3 separate regions of the Homo sapiens genome follow, and regions 2 and 3 are each linked to region 1. A link is a loop called in an ENCODE intact Hi-C map of the cell type or tissue named here. Cell type or tissue: MCF 10A. All regions are shown on one strand.

What was found. Hi-C counts contacts between places; a loop is a spot of excess contacts. Peaks named below come from ENCODE experiments on the same cell type or tissue, not always from the same donor. Only the 100,000 strongest peaks of a DNase experiment are listed, where the experiment ranks them.
Region 2: it touches region 1 in a loop (9-fold over the local background); 12 of 110 quality-filtered maps call a loop at or near these places.
Region 3: a loop joins it to region 1, with 19 times the contacts of the local background. A loop is called at or near these places in 6 of 110 quality-filtered maps.

The regions. Positions count from the first base shown.
Region 1 is chrX:106,036,228-106,044,227 of GRCh38, forward strand. SERPINA7 (serpin family A member 7) reads right to left here and starts at 2,500. Exons shown (of 5, transcript NM_000354.6): 1 at 2,471-2,500; 2 at 210-848. The coding sequence starts at 831. In MCF 10A, a CTCF peak has its summit at 3,895 (motif pointing left); no DNase peak of the experiment used is centred here.
Region 2 is chrX:106,394,001-106,402,000 of GRCh38, forward strand. No RefSeq gene overlaps it. Among named protein-coding and RNA genes, the nearest start is that of RADX, 210 kb to the right of the region's middle. In MCF 10A, CTCF peaks have their summits at 3,968 (motif pointing left) and 4,178; no DNase peak of the experiment used is centred here.
Region 3 is chrX:105,971,253-105,979,252 of GRCh38, forward strand. The region is part of intron 1 of LOC105373304 (a long non-coding RNA gene); the gene reads right to left. Among named protein-coding and RNA genes, the nearest start is that of SERPINA7, 63 kb to the right of the region's middle. In MCF 10A, a CTCF peak has its summit at 4,310; no DNase peak of the experiment used is centred here.

The sequences.
Region 1 (8,000 bases):
GCTCTCCCTAGAAATTTCCTGGACTCATTCACAGAGCTGTGTGTCCATCTTGGAAGATCCAATACTATTCACAGCTATGTCCAGTGGAGCAGATCACTGTGGTATGAGGGACACCTACTGATGCCAGTAATAAGAGACCATGAGCTCCCCTCAGCACTCCACCCAAGTATCTGAGCCCTAGACTGAAAATTGACATCTGAAAGTCTTACCTTTAAAGTGAATATAGTTCACTAAGACCATGATGGTGTTTGGCTTGAGGTCTTGAATTAGACCCACAACTTTCCCTTTGGTTTGCATCTCCACATGACTGTTAATCTCCTGCTTGGCTGCAGAAATGTTGGAGAAGTCGGTAGAAAAGACTTCAGTCTCATAGAGGGTCTTGACATCATTCAAGAACTTTGCCAGTGGTTTCAGATGCTTGCCAATGAAGAGGGCATTTCCTATCTGCAATTCCAGTTCCTTCTTTGGAAAATTCAGTGAACAGATCAGATGCTGGAAGCCATGCTGGATCTCTACCATTGGAGTGTCTGTGAGGTTGAACCCCAAGGTCTCCACAATCTCAGTTTGGGTGCTGCAGCAGGCCCCAAAGGAAAGCATAACCAAAGCTGCAGAAATGCTCACAGGGGAAAAGAAGATGTTCTTATCTGGGGTCTCCACAGTGAACCTCCGGTACAGATTGAATGCAAAGTCAGCATTAATGGATGACATCTTGTAGAGAGTGGCATTTGGTTGGGATGAATGGCAGGCTGTTACTTTGCCTTCAGGTGATGCACAGTGGATTGTAGCATGAAGCCCAAGTACCAAGAGAACCAGATACAGGAATGGTGACATTTTGGAAGGAAGTTAATCTATAAGAGATGAAGTGAGACAACCACTGAGGGAGCTTAGTTGGATGAAACACTCCCTGAGCCAGAGACACATAATAACCACCCACATTGATTAATAAAACAATAGTAAATATTTGATGATGTGCTCATCAGGGGCTGAGCAGGGGTTTCTCTCCCTTGAAAAACAGGAGATGCATCTAATATGGACAGGGAGTAGGAGAAGTGGCTTGCTGCAACCACGGAAATAATGCCATGGACTGTCATTCAGATGTTATAGCAACATTATGAAAACGCTGTGAGTAAATTAAATTTATGGAAATTGAATCACTTTTTTTCTGAACTAGAGGCAGCCTTTTGGAGAGAGGGGATATTCTTAGGTTAAACTAGTACTCCCTCTGTATACATTATTCATTGTAGATTAGAATTTTAGATTTTTTTTTTCATCTGGCATTTTCTTAAGATAAAATCTATGAGATGAGAGAACACTCGCATCTTATTTGGCTAAAAGACAAAATGAAAGTAATTTGTACAATATATGATTAGTTGGAATGGATGGGTGGTGGTTTATGGAGCCACGTACAAGGTCATGAGCTGAAATTCATGCATTTTGCAATGCATGGAAGCCATAGAGGTATTTTCGAACAACCAGAAAATGAAAGAATAATTTTCTAAATTTTACATTTCTTTCACCATTAATCTTAGTAACATCTAAACAGTCATTTCTAAGTTGTAAGACATCTTAACACTATTATTCTTACACCTATGCATGTTACTTTTAATTATTATAAAGAAAGCCAGAAAGATAAGGTGTAAGGTTCTCTGATCCTGAAAGAGTGCAAAGAAATGGAGTAAAGAAGTCAGGTGTGGAAATCCAATGAAAGTGGACATGTGTGCTTAGAAGGAAGAGGTCTATGAACTCAGAAAAAGGATCCTTCCTCCACCCTCCATCTTCTTCCTGAGTGATCTTACCCTCCGCACTCAATTGCTAGAAACTGTATCTCTCTCAGATTGCTCTCCTGAGCTCCTAGCCATTTATCCAGCTTTCTTTTGGATATAACCACCAGGATGGTCCACACAGACCTCAGTCTCAATAAGAAAATCTCAAAGTTGCCAGATGTAAACATATCATCTCCCTACACCTTAAGCTTGCTCCCTCATCTTCATTCCACATCTCAGTTTATCACATCACTGTCTATAGAGACACCTAAGCCAGATACCTGGGAATAATCATAGCCTCCTTTTATTCTCATTCCCCATATCTAATGAAGCATGATGTCTTATGAATACTAACTCTTAAATAACTCTCAAAACTTCTCCCTTCTCTTCATTCCTGCTGCCTCTGCCTCTCAGTTCATGGCCTGAGCTACTATATCAGCTCCTAACAGATCACACCATCTCCTATATCCTCCATACCAACCCCCTTTGTTCACCACTCTATCCAATCTCCATATCATCATCAGAGTCCTCTTTCTTTAAAAGTCACTGAGGCTGGTAGAAAGTCAATTATTAGATGACCACACTTAGACCTTCACCCCTAGAGCCAGGAATTTGGTTTGGGACTCTGACTTGCCAACTTGGTTATTTGGGACTCTGACTTGCTGATAGAGATGTTCAAAGTTTCCAAAGAGAAAAAAAGTACTTACAGCAAATGCCCAAGAATCCACCTGCATCTCTCAGAAAGCAACATCTTTCCATTTTTATAGCATGTCCTGTATTGCAAAACTAGAGCACTCTTAGTTATAAATTAACCCCAGCATTAACCCTGGGATGGTATTTTCAAAGCTGATGTACAAAACCAAGGCCAAGAGGAACAAAGCAAAAAATGATAAGGTTTGAACTTTGAGTGATTGCTTTGGCTGCCAGACCCTTCATGTAAAACAAAAGAGAAAGAGGATTGTCAGAGCTGGAGGGGTTTAAGTCCATGCTGGCAAGAGTGTCTTCAGCAGGCAGAATAGGGGCCATAGGCAAAAGCACCAAGAGGCAGCAGGAAAAAGTTCTCACTATTGGGCCAAACAGCAGTGGAATTGGCAGTTTTTTAAGGGAAAGTTGTACAAAAGCAGAGGCTGGGTGATCCTTTCTAATAGGTTCTGTAGAAATTATACATGCATTCGCAGAGGAAATGATGTCAAAGGTAGCTTCCAGCCCTAGACTTCTGATGCTGCAAACATATATGTCTGCTAAGGGGGAAACCAGCCCTGTCTTCTCGTCATTAAAATTCCCTGTACCGTCCCCTGGCCACAGGACTCCAAAAGAGGATGCAGAAGGAGTCAAGGAGACTGAAATTAAAGATTCCACTGTCCAGTATTAATTGTGTACTGATTATATGCAAAGAAGCAATGGGAACAAAAAGAACTGGACTCAGTCAGGAGACTTGAGTTCAACCTGCTTCTGAAAGTTTCCAGCTCTAGTAGTAGTAGTAGTAGCAGTAGTAGCAGTAGCAGTAGCAGCAACAGCAACTCCTGCTTCTGAGTATTTACTACAGGCATGTGAAGCATTTTACTACAGACATTTTGTGAAGCATCAGATTCCAGACCCTGCCAGCTTCAGTACTACATTAAGAATCTATGTGTTAATTTGTAGTGGGAGGGGAGGCAGGGAATGAGGAGCTAGTTCGAACTAAGCCTAGATGCAGTCTATGGTAGGACTTATAATCCAGGACAAATAGTACTGACTTTACCTTGAGGGCACTGGGAAGCCACTGGGGGATAGACAGAGGGTGACTCTGTGTACCATTATTTCTTCTTAACAAAACATAGACTAAGCTCCCACTGTGTGGAAAGAACCACAGTCAGCACTGAGGTTTCAGAGCTGGTTGGTAAATATCAGTCCTGAACCCAAGAGGTCTTTCTAACTACCTGACACCCGCTGCCCATATTGAAGAAGGCACACCTCACAAATGTGATGGTCACTAGTACATGTGTCCTAAAGAAAGGGAGTGACAAGCTCAAGTCTCTAGACTGCGAGGTTAGTCCATGTAATATAACACATTGCTCTCTCAGCTACAGCAAGTCCCTGCAGAGAAAACAGCAAAAGACTGTGTAAAAAGAAAACTTCCAAACCTGTGCCCTCTGGTGGCATAGTCAGACAATGGCACAGGTTGTTTTCTGCTGCTTCTGATTCAGCTGAGCTTTGCTAGCAGGGCTTATCTCCGACATAAGAGAAAGGTACCCTTCCCTCTGCAGACTCCCTTGCCCTGTGCTCTGGCATCACAGGCATTAGACCTGTGCCCCTGCCATGTCTCTATGTTGTAACTGTGTAATTTGGGACAAGTTACCTAGTATCCTTGAACCTCAGTTTTCTCACCTCTAAAGTGGAAATAATAATGATTCCCATGTCATGTGGTTATTGAGAGTATAAAATGAAATTTAGAGGTGGTGTCCAGAAGCTCCTATAATAGTGCCCCGTACAAAGTGGGGATCCAGAAACAGATAATTCTCTTCCCTTTCTTCTGTTATCATATATTCCCTCACCTCAAGTCTCCATATTCCCTGGGCTTTATCTCTACCCCCTACTGCTGTTCATTTCTGCTTTCTGCTAATACATTCTCCTTCAGATGCAATTGATTGAGAAGGTGTAAGATCTTGCAAACTTATATTTATCACAATAATTTCAGTCTTGTGTAAAGCTGCTAGAGTAGCACATTGAATAAAGACTCTCTAGGAAGTTTTACCATATCAATAAATTCAATCAGATCTAAAATTATATATCTCCTTTTTTGAATGAACACCCTCATAATTATTCCCACACAAATTTTATTTTAGAAATGTTCAACGTTCCACAGTTCTTTCAGTTTGTAAACACTTTTCTCATTGTTTTGATATTTGATCCTCCACCCTAGTCTGGAGAGAAATGATGGGATCTTACTCTGCTTACAGGTCTGGAGACAACAATAGTTGTGAGATGGTGGCATTAGGAAAATTGGCTTCTTTTTGCAATTTAAGTCTCACGGGCAAGGAAATTACCGGGTGTGTAAGCAAAGGAGAAACAGCTGCATTGGACAAAGAGAAAGACTGCTTTTGCTGGCAAGAGAGGCTCAGTGGGGATTTGGAGTTGAGGTTCTTTTAACTCTCTCAACTGTCCTATTCTTGAATTTTTACTCTTTGCATTTCAGTGACTAATTTCGACAAAACCGACATCAATGTTGAGAAATCAACAAATTCTGTAATTTGGTAATACACAGGATCAAATGGCAAGCATAGGATTTGGCTAACTTAGCTCTCCAGAAATTATATTTACATGTTCCCTGTCTTCCATATATTCCTGGAGCACTTGAGCCAAGAAATTAGGCTTCTGAGCAAGAATTTAGGCTTCTTTTTTAAAGCTTTCTAGTGCCATCATAAGCATCCACTTCACCTCACAATCTATTAACTACTTACATTTTTCAGACTTCTCTATGGCAGCAATGAGGTCTTCTAAAGCCAGGCCTTCCAAAGGCTTTACATTTTAGAGAACCACTTAATTAAATGATATGCTCTTTCATTTCATGGGCTGCCATATTCCCCTTATAGAACACAAATGGAGTTTTCAACTACCTTTAGCCCTAATGGGGCAGAAAATCAACTTCAAAATTCCCCAATTTCCTTAAATTTTGTTGCATGAAACCTAATTTCTGTTATCAATGTCTGTATTAGTTATAGTACTTGGATCTAAATAACAGTAACTGCTGTTGCTAACCTTAAAATAAAAGACACTTATTGAAGGATATACATTTACCCAAAATGAAAAGGAATGCCAAAGAAACTTGCTCATTTTGTATGGAGAAAAACATGGGGACAGAGGTATGAATTTATCCCACTTCATAGACAATGGTTAATAGTTTGGCTGGAAGTCCTTTGGAAAGGACATGATTATAAAATAAGTGATAAACAAGTGTAGGGAAGAGGTATATGTGGCTATCTCTGCAAATGGGCATATGATATAAAGATATTCAGGTTTCATGTGAATACTCACCAAAGAACAACCTCAGCAGAGAAGTTTAATAATCAGGGGGATAAGATGATGCATTCTGTGGATTTCAGGCAGCCTCTTTCCCAGACACTCTTGTCTTTGTTTGATGTGTTCATGAAGAAAGTGGTCATACCAGCCAGGATGAAGCTTGTGAGTGGGCTCAGAATCATGGACCTCCATGCACCAAAGTCAATTTGGCTACAACTTCAGCGGATACCAAAACTAAGATTCCAATATGGCATTATTCCTCAGAAGGACTTGCAAGCTACATGTTTTGAACTTGATTACATTGGACCACTTCCATCTTGGAAGGGGTATTGTTTTGTTCTCACAAGAATACACAATGACTCTAAATGTGACATTACCACTTCGCCTGCAAAGCTTGTGCCAAAACTACCATCTGAGGATTTACTGGCTGCCTTATCTACCATCATGGTATTTTATACAGAGTCCCTTCTGGTCCAACAACTGATCTCATACCAGAGTGTGGCAATGTGCCAACTCATAAAATTCACTGACCTTACCATGTTACCTATCACCCTGAAGCAGCTGGCCAATCGAGAGTGGAATGCCTTTGATGACTCAGTTACAGAGCCAGCTAGATGATATTTTGCAGGGTTGGCCCATGTCCTCTGTAATGTGGTATATGTTTTAAGTTAGTGTCCAAAATGTGGTGCTGATTCTCCCATAGCCAGGAATCCTAGGTTAGGGAATCAAGGAATGACATTAATTTTAGATCTACTCATTATTTCCCTACTGATCCACTAGTAAAATTACTTTTCTCATCCCTGTAACTTAGGTCGTCCTGATTTAGAGGCCTTAATTCGAATGGTTGAATGATTCCACCACAGGTTGCAGCAATGCTTCTAATGAATTTATAGCTGAGATTGACATCTGGTGACTTTGAGTACTTGTGCCACTGAATAAATAGCAAAATAAGGGGGCTACAGTACTTACTGTTATGGTAGATCTTGAATATCAAGAAGAAATTGCATTGCTACACATAATGAGGATCTGTAATGCAGGTGTTCCCCATGGATGTCTCTTAGTACTTCCATATTCTGTGACTAAAGTCAATGGAAAATTATAGCAACCCATACAAACAGGACTTTTAATGGCTCAGACACTCGAGAAATGAAGATTGGGTCACATCTCCAGTCGAGGAAGCTCAACCAGGTAAGGTGCTTGTTGAGGGCAAAGGCAATATGGAATGGGTTAATGGAAGAAGGTAGTTAAGGAAGAAAGTTGTTAAAAACATCAATTTTGATCTTCTGGCTAGTTGCAAAACCCAATACTACAATAGTTAGGAGTACTTCCTTATGTTGATATCAAGATATCTGTGTTTATATTAATCATTTTGCTTCCACCTTCCTATTCCTCTATTCCTTCCTATTTACATAAGATGTGTTAATTGTAATTAATTTTATATGACAGTATCCAAGTTACTGGATGTCAAAGAGGACTCAAAGGAATAAGGAATGTCAGCCAAAGATGGATAAAGGGACTGTATTAGACCATTCAGGCTGCCACAACAAAATACCATAACCTGGTGGCTTAATAAACAACAGGAATTTATTTCTTACAGTTCTAAAGGCTGAAGAGGCCAAGGTCAAGGTGCCAACAAATTCAGTGTTTGGTAAGAAAATGCTTTCTGGTGCATAGAGGGTGCTCATTTTGCTGTGTCCTCACATGGTAGAAAGGATGAAAGCTCACTCTTGGACTTCTTTTATAAGAGCACTAATACCATTTTTGAAGGCTATGTCCCTGACCTAATAACCTTTCGAAGGCCCCACCTCCTAATATCTTGCATTTTCTTTATTATAAATCCCTTATTTCAGACAGAGGGAGAGAGAGAGAGAGAGAGAGAGAGAGTAAAGGAAGCTCTCAGACAACAAGTGCATTTTGAGGAGAGTAAAGTGAAAACTGTGCTCCCAATTCAGAGGTCTTTAGCCTATCTTTTGAAATCCACCTTAAGTTCTCCTTCTCTCTTTCCTGAGAAAAGCTCACCCACTGAGATCCTTCCTGATTCTTTCAGCTACACAATTTTTTTTAGTCAATGTATTACATGTAAAGATGCTTAAATCATGGATCCATTTCATATTCAGCATTTCCCCCCAGCTTTGATCCCCTTATTTCTAGAGACTGTGGCACCCACTTCTCAGTCTGACCATGTTTGTGATCAAGAGCTGGGTAGGGGGATAGAGACAAGCTGAAATGATCCTTTCA
Region 2 (8,000 bases), 360 kb after region 1:
GCTTTGCTATCCTTATAGGGTAAGGTTATTGAAAGAGCCTGCCTTATGCCCTCTACACCCTAGCATCCCAGTCCCTAGGTGCACAATCATCTCATACACTGTGGGCTGCATCTTATGCCCTCACACTCTGGGAAGAGCAATGAAGCAAAGGGAAAGCAACTTGCAAGGTGCAGTAATTCAGGAGCAAGATGACCGAGGCCTAAGCTAGGGGCCTTATGATCAATGGAGGGATAAGAACAGAGTTAGGATGTTTTCCAGAGGTAGAGCCAATAAAAATCAGTGGGAACTGAAGGCTTGGGGACAATGGGGGAAGACCCTGAGGCCTGGTTAGTCAAAGTAGACTGAACAGAGATTTGTGAAGTAGACTGCATGGTGAAGAATATGCACACAGTTTTGAATAAAATGAACAGGGAGAGTGCCCAGGGTGCAAAGAATGTGTGCTCAAGTGCCTTACCCATAGAGTGTAATAGATGGAGCAGAAAGCTCCAGCTTGAGAAGCACAGCACCCTGAAGCCTGCATACCCATTGCCTCTTCAGCCACAACAGGGGGTGCATATTTAGGCTTGGTGCCCTCACAAGGGACTGTGGAAAGAGCAGAAGATCTCTTGTATATACAAGCAAAGAAGTGGCAGAAATTGCAGGGATAGAGCTAAAGGCCTGGAGATTGGAGGCCCGGGAGTGTTCAGCTGCATGTCTCTTCAGGGTCAGGAAGGTGGGATCTAGAGAGGCAGAGGTGTAGAGCCTGCGGAGGGCCACTGGTAGGCTTACCAGTTGGGTTGGTTTGCTGTGTCTCAGCTCTATTTGACCTAACACAAAGGTCTCAAGTGTCTGGAAGTGGCCTACTTCCAAAATTTGGTCTCAGATGGGCATTGTGTCCCATCAGCATCCTGTCCAAAACCTGTTGAACCACAGCCTTATTTGCACACTTTTTCCTGAAACAGAGAAGTAACTGGTTATCAGTAAATGCCACATTGCTTCTCAGAGAACAAACAGCAGAGAACACCCCAGCCCCTAACTTTCCTAGGAATTCCTTTCTCCTGCACACATACAGTCATGTCCAGTCATAAGTATATGCACTCTTCATACCCCTCTTCTCTTCCCATAGCGAGTCAGCCAGAAACATAGCAGCGAGGAAGACTCATCCTTCCCGCCCCAGCTTTTTTTCAGAGAGTGAGGCACAAAGACTGTCCATGTTACCAGGCAGGATATCAGGGTATGGGGAAGGCTTTCTGAGAAGTGGAGAGGGGAGGAAGCAGGCAAGTGGGAGCCTTCAAAAAATGCATTACTTCAACCTCTGAAAGAGCCCCACCTTGCAATCAGCATGGACATGGCTCTTGCGATTACAGGGAATCCTCCTTCCAGGGGCATCTGATTGACTAAAGAAAAGTAATCTTCCACCCTCAGTGCCCTCCTGAGCTGAGCCAACCAGTATACATTCTCCAGCTCAAAGTCACATTTCCTCTATGTGGCCTGGGACTGGGCATTTTGTTGTCACATCCATGTCAACTTTGCTCTTGTACACCTGTTCTCAGGGCTGGACATATGGCATGTGACACAGACAGACAGCCTTGTTCATGTAGCAGAGATTTGTGACCCTCACCCAATGAAGCCATTTCAGATTCTTGAGGCTCAGGGCTGGCTTCACAGAGACATCTATTCTGGAAGCTGGCATTACTCTCATTAATCATGTGCTTCCAGCCTAGAAGTGTCTTGGGTGAGTACATGTAAGTACCCAGCTGTAGCCCTGCAGAGAGCTGGCTTTTCAGAGGTCTCTGATGTGCTCACTCAAGACAACTGAGATCATTAGCAGGGCTGTTTCCCCCACAAGTAGCTTCTGAATGAGAACAGGCCCTGGGCCCTGGGCATTAATGAGACTCTTAGGATCTTTCTCAAATTAACAAATGAACTCCCCGCAAATCTCAGCATGTGTGTGTGTGTGTGTGTGTGTGTGTGTGTGTGTGTGCACTAATAGTCTCATGTGGTAATGTGGAAACTGCAGTGCTATCTGCTAGAACCTTACCCAACTACCTTTTTATTCCACTGGGTACATGTTCATTTCTGGTTTGCCATGTAAAAACTTATTCTCAATTATCTTTAATCATGAAATTTCATTTAGCAGCATTCCAATGTGTGCATGAATTATTCCTGAATTAAAGCAATGTACTCCAACCTGTTTCCAACCATGCTTTACCCATGTGCCAGCACTCAGGATCTATAGACACTGCAAATACATATTTATGTGTGATCTACATAAATAAGTGGATGACTGGCAAACATCTTCAGATATTATGAGACCCAAATAAATTTAAAGTAAACATAGAAAAGAACCCTGTATCTTCAAACATTTCACACAAGTAAGTACAAAATACACCCACTCCAGGCCACACAATTATACAACCATAGATTGCACAGTCTTATCTCCCTCCAATAGAGCTGAATCAATAATTTCTCTCTGTTGCATCAAAAAAGATCCCCTAGCCCTTTAATACACACACACGCAGAAAGCGAGAGAAAGACAAACATATATGCTTTAGATGGGCTAAAATGTGGGCTCAAACAGGTGTCTCTCAGGTCAATGTTGTGTGTCTTGTCCATCACCCTATAACCATTTTGGTGGCCTCTTCTTCACTCCATTGGTAAGGGAGGGATTCCTGTCCTAGGGATATGGGGATGGCCAAACACATGACAGTCAACACTGGACAGATGAAATCACTAGCAGTTTTATTAGTCACATACACTTAAAGCCCTGGAGAGTACATAATACACCACACAGGGCCACTTGGGGTTACATTCAGAAACACAATAAACAACCAGGGTTTGTAGGAGGCAAACTTTGTAGTATCAAAAGAATGGAGTGTCCCTGATTCCTGGGGGAGAATGTGACTGGCTTCTTCGAATAATTACACAGACTGGCAAGGAATTGAAACTCTCTAGTTAAAGATAAGCAGGAACTGCACTGGCTCATTTAATAAGGAGACTTGTTTTGTTAAGGGACCTTACCTGCAGGCACCGAGTGGAGAGGGGAATTTGCAGTTAGGACATTCAAGGTCCTCCTAATTTTACCAGATGTCCAGGAAGCGCATAATATTAATTTAGGCCTTGCACCATAATTGACTCCTTGATGCCTTCACATCAATATAAATTCTGGTGATGACTGAGACTTCTAGAGAATAGAAGTGCCTCTTTAGGAAGTGAAGTGTCTACACACATACACAAACATACAAACACACATGCTGATACAGTTTGGATCTATATCCCCACTCAAATCTTATGTTGAATTGTAATCCCCCACGTTGGAGGTGAGACATTGTGGGAGGTGATTGGATCATGCGGCAGTTTCTTGTGAACGGTTTAGTACCATCTTCTTGATACTGTCCTCACAATAGTGAGCGAGCTCTCACAAAATCTGACTGTTTAAAAGTGTGTGGCACCCTCCCTCATCTCTCTTTTGCTCCTGCTCCGGCCACGTGAAAGTGCCTGCTCCACTTTCACCTTCTACCATGATTTCAAGTTTCCTGAGCCCTCCCCAGAAGCCAAGGAGATGTCATCATACTTCCGGTACAGCCTGCAGAACCATGGACCAATTAAACCTCTTTTCTTTATAAATTACCCAGACTCAGGTATTTCTTTATAGCAGTGTGAGAACAGACTAATACACATGCCCTGGGAATGGGCTAAAATCTGGACTCAAACGGGTGTCTCTCATGTCTGTTTTGTGTCTTGCCTGTTATCCTGCACCCTGTTTTGATCACCTGTTCAACCCTATTGGTGAGAAGGAAAAGTGTCTACTTCACTTCCTAGGGAGACAGGCAGGGACAGGGCCACCTGGTGAGGTGGTCATCAAAAGCATGAACTTCAGAGGTGTCCCCCTTTATGGCCAATAAAGGCAACTGAGGGACCTGAGTGGCACTGGTATAGTGAATCCATGTCCTAGAAGGCATTAATTTAGATTAATCAATGCCTGTGGTAATAGTGACACCTAGAGGAGTATCACTTTGTAACTTAAATAGGAGTTCTTTGAGGAGCCTATTATGCCTGTCAATTAAACCAGCTGCCTGGGGTCTATAAGGGTAGTGGAAGCTCCATTTACTGTCTTATTCAAGAGCCTAGATTGTGTATTCTGAGAAGTGAGGTGAGTGCTTTGGTCATAGCAGTAATGTCTGGAACTCCAAAGGGGATAAGGAGTATCCTGTTGAGGCCTTGTACTGGGCCTTAGCATAGTCCTTCCTCATTGTTTGCAAATTCCATATTTAAGGATTTACCTACTCACTGAAACTTATTTATAAACCCCAAATCAATTCTTGCAGTGCTTCTGTGGTCATTCATAAACATGCATAGATCAGCAAAAAAATTGAATTATCTGGTGCATGTGTTCCCAGCTGAGGTTGGATAAGGTGATGCTCTGCCTTCTTGTCTCAGCTCTCATACCATAAACAAGTATCCTTTTTGCAGTATATTTAATACCACATTGTTCAAACTTTTATGCTTTTTATTAATAATTTCACTGTTTAAAATTGCCCCCAAGCATAGTGCTAAAGTGTTGTCTAGTGTTCCTAAGCACAAGAAGGCTGTGATGTGCCTTATGGAGAAAATACATGTGCTAAGCATGAGCATAGTGCTGTTGTCCATAAGTTCAATGCAAATGAATAAACAATATATATTAAATAGCAATGTAAACAAATCAATAATATACATGAAATAAAGTGTCTTTAAACAAAAACACATATAAAACAAGGTTATATACTGACTGGCTAATGAAAATGTTGTAACCAGAGGCTCACAGAAAGTGAGCCTGGATTTACTCTAGGAACCATGGTTTAATATTCACTAATTCAGTGCTCACAGTGACTTTATAGAACATAACTACCAGAAATAATGAGAATCAACTGTACATGTAGGAACATCTGTTATCTTGTGTGTCAGACTGCTAGGGCTGCCATAACAAAATACTACAGACCGAGTAACTTAGACAATTAAAATTTATTTTCCCACAGTTCTGGAGATTTGAAGTCCCAGATCAAGGTGCCAGCAGTATTGATTAATGGTGAGGCCTCTCTCCTTGACTTACTGATGGCCGTCTTCTCACTGTGTCCTCACACAGCCTTTCCTTTGTGCAAGTGCAGAGAGAAAGAGCTCTCTGGTCTCTTTCTCTCCTTATAAGGACACAGGTTCTATCTGATAAGGGCCCTACCCTTACGACCTCATTTAACCATAATTACCGCCTCAAGGGTCCTATCTCCAAATTCAGTCACATTGGGAGTTGGGGCTTCAATATAGGGATTTGGGAAGACACAATTCAGTCTGTAACACCCTGATTTATATTTTGGGTATCTGCAAGGGAATAGATTCCCAAAGTTCCTTACTTTGGGGGCAACTCTGAGGCAATGGCCTAAGAGTTCATAAAACTGTACTTACTGGGCCATTTGTTGGTCATGGCACCCAGTGCTAAGATGATGGCTGAAGTTTGGCCAATTGTGCTGACTCTTTGTTTCCTGCCCTTTATCACAGACATCCTGGTTAAGAAATGGATAGCAGTAACACGTATGATGGTGACAATATTGTCTATAGAATAAACTCCCATTGCTGTTCACTAATTTGATCCCAAAGGGCTCCCCACATAGCTAAGGGATATAGGGTGACCTCCTCCAGCACCATGGCAATTGGCAAGGGACTGAGGATAGCAGAGGTCATTCCTTCTTACATGTATGATCTGCCAAATGCCCAGATTTGGTTCCACCCTGTATCAAAGAGGCTTAAGTAACCATCATGACTTCACAGGGTGCTGGTTCCATGACCCAAAGCATATTGGACAACTACAGAGGTAGAGAACCAAAGGCTCAGGGTCTATGAGAGCCTCTATTTTGGGGACATCCAGCATATGGCCAGTTATTCTCACTCTAATGGTATATAGTGCAAGGCTTAGTAGGGCAGTTTCTTGCATCAGAAGCCTTCAATCAACTTATAACCTTTATGGCTGGTCCATTGACCACAGTGAGGGCATGTCAGGAGGTTACTAAAGCCTCTACAATAAAGGAAACTCTCATAGCACTAACAGGAGTGCCCATTGGTTTAGATTAAGACAGATTCTAGAGCTTTTTGTTGGAAGAGGCCCATTCGAGCTGTGCTGATTTGCAAGTAATAGCAACAGTGAGATTAAGACAAAATCGTAAATGAGGACTATGTTGCCCTCAGAACTCAGAAATGGGTAAAAGATGCTGAACTTACATTAACATTGCGGGTGATGAGACTGTCAGTAGTTGGTTTTTGACAGTGTCAAGGATGGAGCAGTTCTGGGCTTACCAAATAAATTTTAGGAACTTAACAAAGGTGTTGAAACCTTACAATAAGTGTGGGGCAATGGCCCATCCCCTCTTTATGAGCTCCTTTATGAGTATACTTAATGAGTGTGTCAAATAAATCTCTTTGGAGGAGGGTGTCTCTTATGTAACATCATACCTGTGCTCCTGGAGAATGGTGGATACAGTTAAGAACTTTCCTGCAAAGACTATTTGCAATGGCAAGGTTGCTGACATACCCCGTGGGTAGCCTGGTAAATGTGTATCATGTCTCTTCAGAGGTGAAGGCAAACTGAAGCTGAATGGCTGTTGATACAGACACAGAACAGAAAATATTAGTCAAATGTAAAATGGCAAAATGTTTGCTGGTGCAGATTCAACGGAGTCAGTAATTTCAATAAGATTGGATATGGGGCCTTAATGGACAGGACCATAGGATTAAGATTGCAGTAATACACTATGAAGTACCATTCAATTATTCCAGGTTTAAGAACAGGCTAAACTGGGCTGTTAAATGGAGAAGGAGTGGGGATAATTACCCCTTCATTCATTAGGTCTTATGTAATAAGTTTCATACTTGAAGGCCCTATTTTGAATTTACATTGTGCCATATTAACTGTTTTTTGTTTGTTTGTTTTGTTTTTTGTTTGTTTGTTTGTTTTTTGAGACAGAATCTCACTCTGTCGCTGGGCTGGAATACAATGGCACGATCTCAGCTCACTGCAAACTCCACCTCCTGGGTTCAAGCAATTCTCTTGCTTCGGCCTTCTGAGTAGCTGGGATTACAGGCACCACCACACCTACCTAATTTTTGTATTTTTTGTAGAGATGGGGTTTCACCCTGTTAGCCTGGCTGGTCTTGAACTCCTGACCTCAAGTGATCCACCTGCCTCAGCCTCCCAAAGTTCTGTGATTACAGGCATGAGCCACCACAACTGGCTCATATTAACTATTTTAATTAGGCAGTCCTTAGAGTCTCATTTTGTCAAACCAATTTTTAAATGCAAAGACTTAATTTAATTGTAATTTATAACTTATTGGGTCCAAGCATCCGTGCCCACTATGGGATATTTTTGGGCAATGGTATTTTAATCATGGAGAATTAAGACAATAGTTCTTGTACCACATCTCCTCAACACATAATCAGTGGCCAGAGTAAGTGACTGTGGAGATCTGCCCAAGACCTTACTCTGCAAAGATAGATGAGTGGACCATGGAATGAAGGCATTCAAGCACCTAGCCTTGCAGTAACAGGTGGGCTGAAGCACAGGGTTCCGTCTCAACTGGACACCCCCTTTCCCACCTCAATGCTCTCTTGGGGCCAGTAGTAGACAGGGTAAGCAAGCTGGGGCTCAGAAGTGCAGGTCCATGTCTCCATCAGCCAACTCCTTCCAAGGGGTTGCCTGCCCTCTCCATTTGTGGAAGCCTGGGGGTTGTGCCTACAAATAAAAGAGGTCCAGGAAAACAGTGGATCATCAAGGGAGAGGTTAGAGGCCAAAGTGGAATTTCAAAATAGTACTGGGGTTGCTGCCCTCCAGGAGCCAGGTCCTGATGAGTAGTAGAACACAGAGGCTCAAAGTATGCCTCAGATGCCTGTGGCCTTGGACCCCAGAAGGACAGAGGGCATGGAGGATGGCTGAGGACTGGAAAGAGGACGGAGGTGGGGTGAACAGGGCAGCACAGGGCAAGGGGGAACTAGGTGAG
Region 3 (8,000 bases), 65 kb before region 1:
TATCATCAGAGTGAACAGATAATGTACAGAATGGGGGAAAATTTTTGCAATCTGTCCATCTGACAAAAGTCTAATATCCAGAGTCTATAAGGCACACAAGAGAAAAACAACCCCATTAAAAAGTGGGCAAAGGACATAAGTAGGCACTTCTCAAAATAAGACATTCATGTGGCCAACAAACACATGACAAAAAGCTCAACATAACTGATCATTAGAGAAATGTAAATCAAAACCACAATGAGATCGCATCTCAAGCCAGTCAGATGGCCATTATTAAAAAGTCATAAAATAACAGATGCTGGTGAGGTTGTGGAGAAAAAGGAACCCTTATACACTGTTGGTGGGAATGTAAATTAGTACAACTATTGTGGAAGACAGTGTGGTGATTCCTCAAAGATCTAGAGGCAGAAATATCATTTGACCCAGCAATCCCATTACTGGGTATATACCCAAAGGAATGTAAATCATTCTATTATAAAGATACATGCACACATAAGTTCATTGCAGCACCATTCACAATAGCAAAGACTCGGAATCCATTCAAATGCCCATCAATGATAGACTGCATAAAGAAAATGTCGTACATATACACCAGGGAGCACTATGCAGCCGTAAAAAAGAAGCAGATCATGTCCTTTCCAGGAACATGGATGGACCTGGAAGCCATTATCCTCAGCAAACTAACACAGGAACAGAAAACACTACATGTTCTCTCTTTAAGTGGGAGCTGAACAATGAGAACACATGGATACAGGATGGGAAACAACACATACTGGGGCCTGTCAGAGGTAGGGAGAAGGAGAGCATCAGGAAGAATAGCTAATGGTTGCTGGGCTTAATACCAAAATGATAGGTTGATCTGTACAGCAACCACCCATAGCATACATTTATTTATGTAACAAACCTACACATACTGCACATGTACCCCAGATCTTAAAATAAAAGATGAAGGAAAAAAAGATAGCATCTGGCTTTCTTCTATTCATACTAACCTCATCATCAAAGGTATCTTGGCCACACTCTTGATTTTCTCTCCTAAATACTATTTTTTAAAAATTATTTACATGGCCAGTCTGAGAATTTTCCAAATTTTTACATTTGGCTTCTCCTTTGATTAAGAATTCAAATTGTTTTCAATGATCTCAGTTTCTCTCTCTCTCTCTCTCTCTGTCTCCCTCACCTCTTTTTCTGGAACTCTGATGGCACAAATGTTAGCTTTTTGTTATTCTCCCACAGGTCCTTCAGATTTGGTTCATTTTTATTGCATCTATTTTATCTTTATTATTCAGAATGTATAAATTCTATTGATCTTTCTCAAGTTCACTAATTCTGTTTGTGTCATCTTTACTCTGTCTTTGAGCCAATCCAGCATGTTCCCTTTTATTTCTAATATTTAATTTCTATAATTTCCATTTGGTTATTTTTATAACTTTATTTCTTTTCTGAAATTTTCTAGGTTTACATTTAATTAATTATTGAAGTATTTCATAACTGCTTTAAAATCTTTGTCAGACAGTTACAACATTAGATTCATCTTGCTGTTGGTTTCTGTTGATTGTCTTTTCCAAATAGATTACTGATTTCCCTAGTCCTTGATATGACAGGCTTTTTATTGCTTCCTCGTCATGTTGATTGTGTTTTGTGACTCCTATTTATATCTTTTATGTGAGCAGGCAGTCATCATGCCTAGGTTTAGCATGCAGATGCTAGCCAACTTTTGTGGTCTGTGATTATAATGACAGCTTAATTTTTAGAGACTTTGCAGTATTAGTATGATCTTAGTTTATCTGGTGCTGCTGCAGCTCCCACTGCTACTTGTCAGTGGAGTGGAAGAGGTTTCCCTAGGCCTGGGTGCCTGGTGTTGATGGGTGGGGCAAGGGATTCTCAGGCCGTGAAGGTAAACGGGCTTCCCTGGCAAGGAGGTTGCTGTGGCATTCTTTTCCCTGACTGTGGAAGATAAAGAGCACTTCTTTGGCTAGGCTCTTGTCATTGTGGTTATTCATTTACTGGTGCCCTAGTCTCTCTGGGTGGGAAAGGGGAATCTCAGGACTATAGAGGTACAGAGACTTTTAGCCTGAATGGTTCTGATGTTGAAATCCCTCTTCCTGGTGCCACACAGGCAACCAGTGTCTCTGGATAAGGAAGGAGTGTCTCGTGCCCATGGAGAAAAAGAAGCTTCCCAGGCTGGGTTGATTATTGGAGTGGAGCCCCCTTGCTTGTGTTGCTAGGCTTCCCTGGTTATCTCCCAGTGCAGGATTGAAGTCTCTGGCGTATCAGGGAAAGAGAGTTATCTCTACTTTCTGTTTCACAGCCTTTTCCAATACCGTGGGAGGCAAGCACAGCCTGAATATATGGCTGATTTAACACTACCTGTGAGTAATGCTCAATCAGTGGGGGACAGAAACTAACCAAGAAATATTTTCAAACTCTGAACCCTCAGGTGGACAATGCTTGGAGACATTGTACACACTTCTCAGAAGGTCCTGGTGGAATTTAGCCTATAGTAGTGATCCACATGATGTATCCTTTAACTGTCCTTTCTTCCTCTCCATCTCACTCTACAACTCTCCAACTCCTGTTTTCTGAAATTACATCCCAAATAAACTATCTGAATCCAAGTTCTTGCAGCAGGCTTGGCTTTCAGTGGAACCCAAACTAAGACGAACCCAATAAAAAGTAGGCTAAAAATATGAACAAACTTATCATCAAAAGAAATAGTATAACTTAAAAACTTACAAAAACATGTTTGGCCCACTCATAACAAAATAAATGGGAATGAGAACAAAGGTCGCATTTTTCATCTGTCAGATTGGCAAAGGTTACAGATTTTGATATCATACCATTTGTAATGTGCTATTACATATGCTATTGTTGCAATCCCATTGCAAGGCAACTTGAAAATACCTTTTAGCACACACATTCCCATTGACCTAGCGATTTTACTTTCAGAAATAAATACAACAGATATATTCACGCATGTGTACAAGTATATACCCAAGAATGTTTGTTGCAGCATTGATTGTAATAAAGCACCAGACTAGGAGAAAAAACACTGAGTTTCCATCAATAAACAATTGGTTTTAAAATATATGGTGAATCCATCCAGTAGAATACTATGCCATTAACAAAAACAGAGCATATCTGTGTATGTCAATACAGAAACATCCCTCAGATTTATTACAGAGATAATGCGAAGTTCAAAAAAATACACAGTATAATTGAGAATTATATTATCTATATTATCTATTATATTACACAGTAGCTTTAACATTAATAAATATTGCCACTAAGGAGAGAAAGCAGTGCCTGACTGGGGTGGAATATCTAATTTTTATTTTGTATTTATTTGTACTCTTAGAATATTTAGTCATGCACACGTATTAATTTTCAATTATGAAAAAATAAATAATGGGCATTGTTTCTCAATTAGGATTGAAATTAATCTTCAATTTATTTTTTCTTAGATTTATTTTTATTGATATGTAACATACACTATAGATATTAATTGTAATGAATCAGTTATTCACATACACTCATGCATACATGCATGTGTACATGTGTGTGTAACCATCACTCATATCAAGATATTGAACATTCCCAATGCTTCCAATAATTTCTCTCCAACTTCTTTCCATTTAATACTTACCCTTGTATTGAGGTAATCACTATTCTGACTTTTAACACCATTGATTGATCTTCAGTTTAAGTATTGGTTTTAGGTAGAAAAATAGTTTATTATATAGAGAATATACATAGAAAAAGACACATCAAAATGTTAAAAGTGATTATCTACATAGATCTAGGAATACACATGATTTTACTTCTGCTTTATAGTCATCTTACTTGTAATGTGGACATATTAACAATAAAATAATAAAAGCCTCTCTCCTTAAAAAATACCTTTTATAAACTCTGCATGGAATGTTTGGATGTCATTCATCCAAAACTTTCGCCAACGTTTCTTTATCCTATTATTTCAGCTGATTTTTTTTCCCTTTGACTCCTCTACTGTGATCTAATCACAGCTATCAGAGTAGAAAGGGCAGGATAGGGAGAAAAGGAGTTCTCTGACTTGGATACTTGAGATTAGGCTTTCAATGCTGTATGTTTCAGAGGGAACATGATTTTTCCCCAAGCATCAATGAAACTAAAACTGTTTGATATTTGGACTATAGTTCTACTGCACTTGATTATTTAAAATGTTTTACCAAATTGAGAAGATACAAACAGCATTTATTTTTCTACTAGGCTAAGGACAATTTAAAACCACTTAAACTTCCTTTGCTTATGAACCATACAAACCACTAAGTGGAGCTGTAGGCTCAAGTATGAGAAATGTGTGCATGAGTTCAATTATTTTGTGGAAACAGATATAATGAGGTTCTGAGAGTTCACCAAGAATAATGAAAAATTCCAGCTTCATTTTTCTCCTAAAATTTTACCTCCTTGTTTAAAGAAGTATTCAGAACCTGGGATTTTGAAGGGTTGGGTGTGGTCATTTAGAAGGGGTGGGATACATAGAAGCCATTCAGTTTCATTATTTCATTTCATACCATGTTATTTACAACAATTATAGGACCATAGATTATACAACAATTGCAGCATTATAGAACGTTGTCCTTTTATTTAAAATCCTAGCTTTCTGAATTTCATTTGTCATCCCTCTATGCTGCTGTGATCATTGCAAATTTATAACATAACTTTATACACTCGGGGACTGGAAAGAAAAAATGCCTCAAATTTATAGTAGTCCTGTTTTTCAATACAATTTTTGTTAAATGGTTCACATTTATAATTGATAAATCTACTATTTAATTTTTCAACATTTTATTGCCAAAAGTAGTGGTGAAAATGGAAGGAAATTTTGCCTTCCAGGGGGTTAGGCAATGTCTGGAGGCAATTTTGGTTGTCACAACTGGGTAGGGGATGGTGCTACTGGCATCTAGTGGGTAGAGGCTAAAGAGGGGAGTACTTGATCTTTATACCTCACTACAAAGTAGTAATAAATGGAAAAAGAAAGAAGGAATGAAAAAAAAAAGAAAAAGAGACAGAGCAAGGGAAGAAAGGAGGGAGGAAGGGAGAAAAGGAAAAGAAGAAAAAGAAAAAAGTAGCAAGTGAATTGCCCAATGACATCTAAGTTAAAACTCTGCTCTCCTAACTTTAAGGTCATTTCAGAAATTGACATTCTCTGAAAAATCATATAAAATGCCAATTTTTTAAACTTTTAAGTTCAGGAATACATGTACAGGTTTGTTACACAGGTAAACTCATGTCATGGGGGGTTGTTGTACAAATTATTTTGTCACTCAGATATTAAGCCTAGTACCCATTAGTTATTTTTCCTGATTCTCTCCCTCCTCCCACTCTCCTTCCTCAACAGACCCTGGTGTCTGTTTTTCCCCTATATGTGTCCATGTGTTCTCATCATTTATCTCCCACTTACAAGTGAGAACACGTGATATTTGGTTTTCTGTTCCTGCATTAGTTTGCTAGGGATAATGTCCTCCAGCTCCATCCATGTCCCTGCAAAGGACATAATCTTGTTTCTTTTTTATGGCTGCATAGTATTCCATGCTATATATGTACCACATTTTCTTTATCCAGTCTATCATTGATGGACATTTAGGTTGATTCCACGTCTTTGCTATTGTGAATAGTGCTGCAATGAACATACACGAGCATGTGTCTTTATGGGTAGAACAGCTTATATTCCATTAGGTATATACTGAGTAACAGGCCTGCTGTGCCTAATAGTAGTGCTGTTTTTAGGTCATTGAGGAAGCACCACACTGTTTTCCACAATGGTTGAACTAATTTAAACTCACACCAACAGTGTATAAATGTTCCTTTTTCTCCAGAACCTCACCAGCATTTGTTCTTTTTTTACTTTTTAATAATAGCCAATCTGACTGGTGTGAGATGGTATCTCATTGTGATTTTGATTTGCTTTTCTCTAATGATCAGTGATGTTGAGCTGTTTTTCATATGTTTGTTGGCCACATGTATGTCATCTTTTGAAAAGTGTCTGTTCATGTCCTTTGCCCACTTTTTAATGGGATTGCTTTTTTTTCTTGTTATTTTAAGTTACTTATAGATGCTGGATATTAGACCTGTGTCAGATGCATAGTTTGCAAAAATTTTCTCTCAATTTGCAAGTTGTTTTTTTACTCTGTTGATAGTTACTTTTGCTGTGCAAAAGTTCTTTTGTTTAATTAGATCTTATTGGTATATTTTTGCTTTTGTTGCAATTGCTTTCAGCATCTGCATCATGAAATCTTTGCTCATTCCTATGTCCACAATGGCATTGTCTAGGTTGTCTTCCAGGGTTTTAATCACTTTACCTTTTACATTGAAGTCTTTGATCCATCTTGAGTTTATTTTTGTATGTGGTGAAAGGAAGAGGTCCAGTTTCAATCTTCTGCATATGGCCAGCCTGTTATCCTAACATGATTTGTTGAACAGGGAGTCCTTTCACCATTACTTGTTTTTGTCAGCTATGTTGCAGATCAGATGTCTGTAGATGCACAGCTTTAATTCTGGGCTTTCTATTTGGTTCCATTCATCGGTGTGTTTGTTTTTTTCTCCAGTTCCATGCTGCTGTGATTACTGTAGCTGACAGAGCAGGAGCACCATCATCTTGGACAAACACTGACACTTTAAGTTCCAGCTCCCTTTCTAGCCTCATACATTTCAAGGAAATCACTTCTCCTCTAACTACAAGCAGACAGAAAGAGCAGACAGTAAAACACAGATAAGACAGCTCGGGCACAGAGAGAAGTAAGGGGAAAGTCTCTTGCCAAACTTCACTCTCATACAATGGGCCCCAGTAAAACAGTGGGCCGGGCCTTAATAAGCACATTCATTTCCCTTCACGTGCAGATAGGGAAGCTCAAGCAGACTCAGGGGATATGCCTGCAGCTGCAGAAAGATGTATGGGAACAAACACACAACTCTCTCTCTCAGATAAGCATTACAAAGAGACACAGAAGCAGTCTAAGCCTCTGATAATTTCTCCCACTCTGAATCCTTAAAAACTCTTAGTCTGTAAGAGAGCGTGGCTCTGACCTAACTTTACCAGCAGCCCCTCTCAGGTTTGTTTAAAATAAACCTGTCCCTGTTGACTGTAAAGCCACCCTTCATGTTTCACTCCTCTTTTTTTAATTCTTACATCAGGCTTGTAGTATATTTTAAAGTTGGGTAGCATGATGCCTCCAGCTCTGTTTTTTACTGCTTGGGATTGCCTTGGCTACTCAAGCTTTATTTTTTTGGTTCCATGTGAATTTTAAAATATTTTTTGTAGTTCTATGATGAACATCATTTTTAGTTTCATAGGAACAGCATTGAATCTACAAATTGCTTTGGACAGTATGGCCATTCTATTTATATTGATTCTTCCTATACATGAGCATGGAATGTTTTTCCATTTGTTTGTGTCACCTCTGATTTCTTTTAGCATTTTTCTTTTAGATTTTTCTTTTCTGCCTCTATTGAAATAATCATGTGATTTTTGTATTTAGTTCTGTTTATGTGATGACTTGCATTTATTGATTTGCATATGTTGAACCAACTTTGCATCCCAGGGATAAAGCCTAATTGATAATGGTAGATAAGCTTTTTGATGTGCTGCTGATGTGGTCTGCTAGTATTTTACCGAGGATTTTTGCATTGATGTTCATCAAAGATATTGGCCTGAAATTTTTGTGTCTTTGCCAGATTTTGGTATCCAGATTATGCTGGCCTCATAGAATGAGTTAAGGACGAGTCTCTCCTCCTCAATTTTTTGGAATAGTTTCAGTAAGAATGGTACTAGCTCTTTTTTGTTTATCTGGTAGAATTCAGCTGTTAATCCATCTGTTCCTGGGCTTTCTGTTTTTTTTTCTTTTTTCTTTTTTCTTTTTTTGGTAGCTACACTATTTATTAGTGCCTCAATTTCAAAGCTCGTTATTGGTCTGTTCAGGGATTCAGTTTCTCCCTGGTTCAGTCTTGGGAGGGTATAGGAT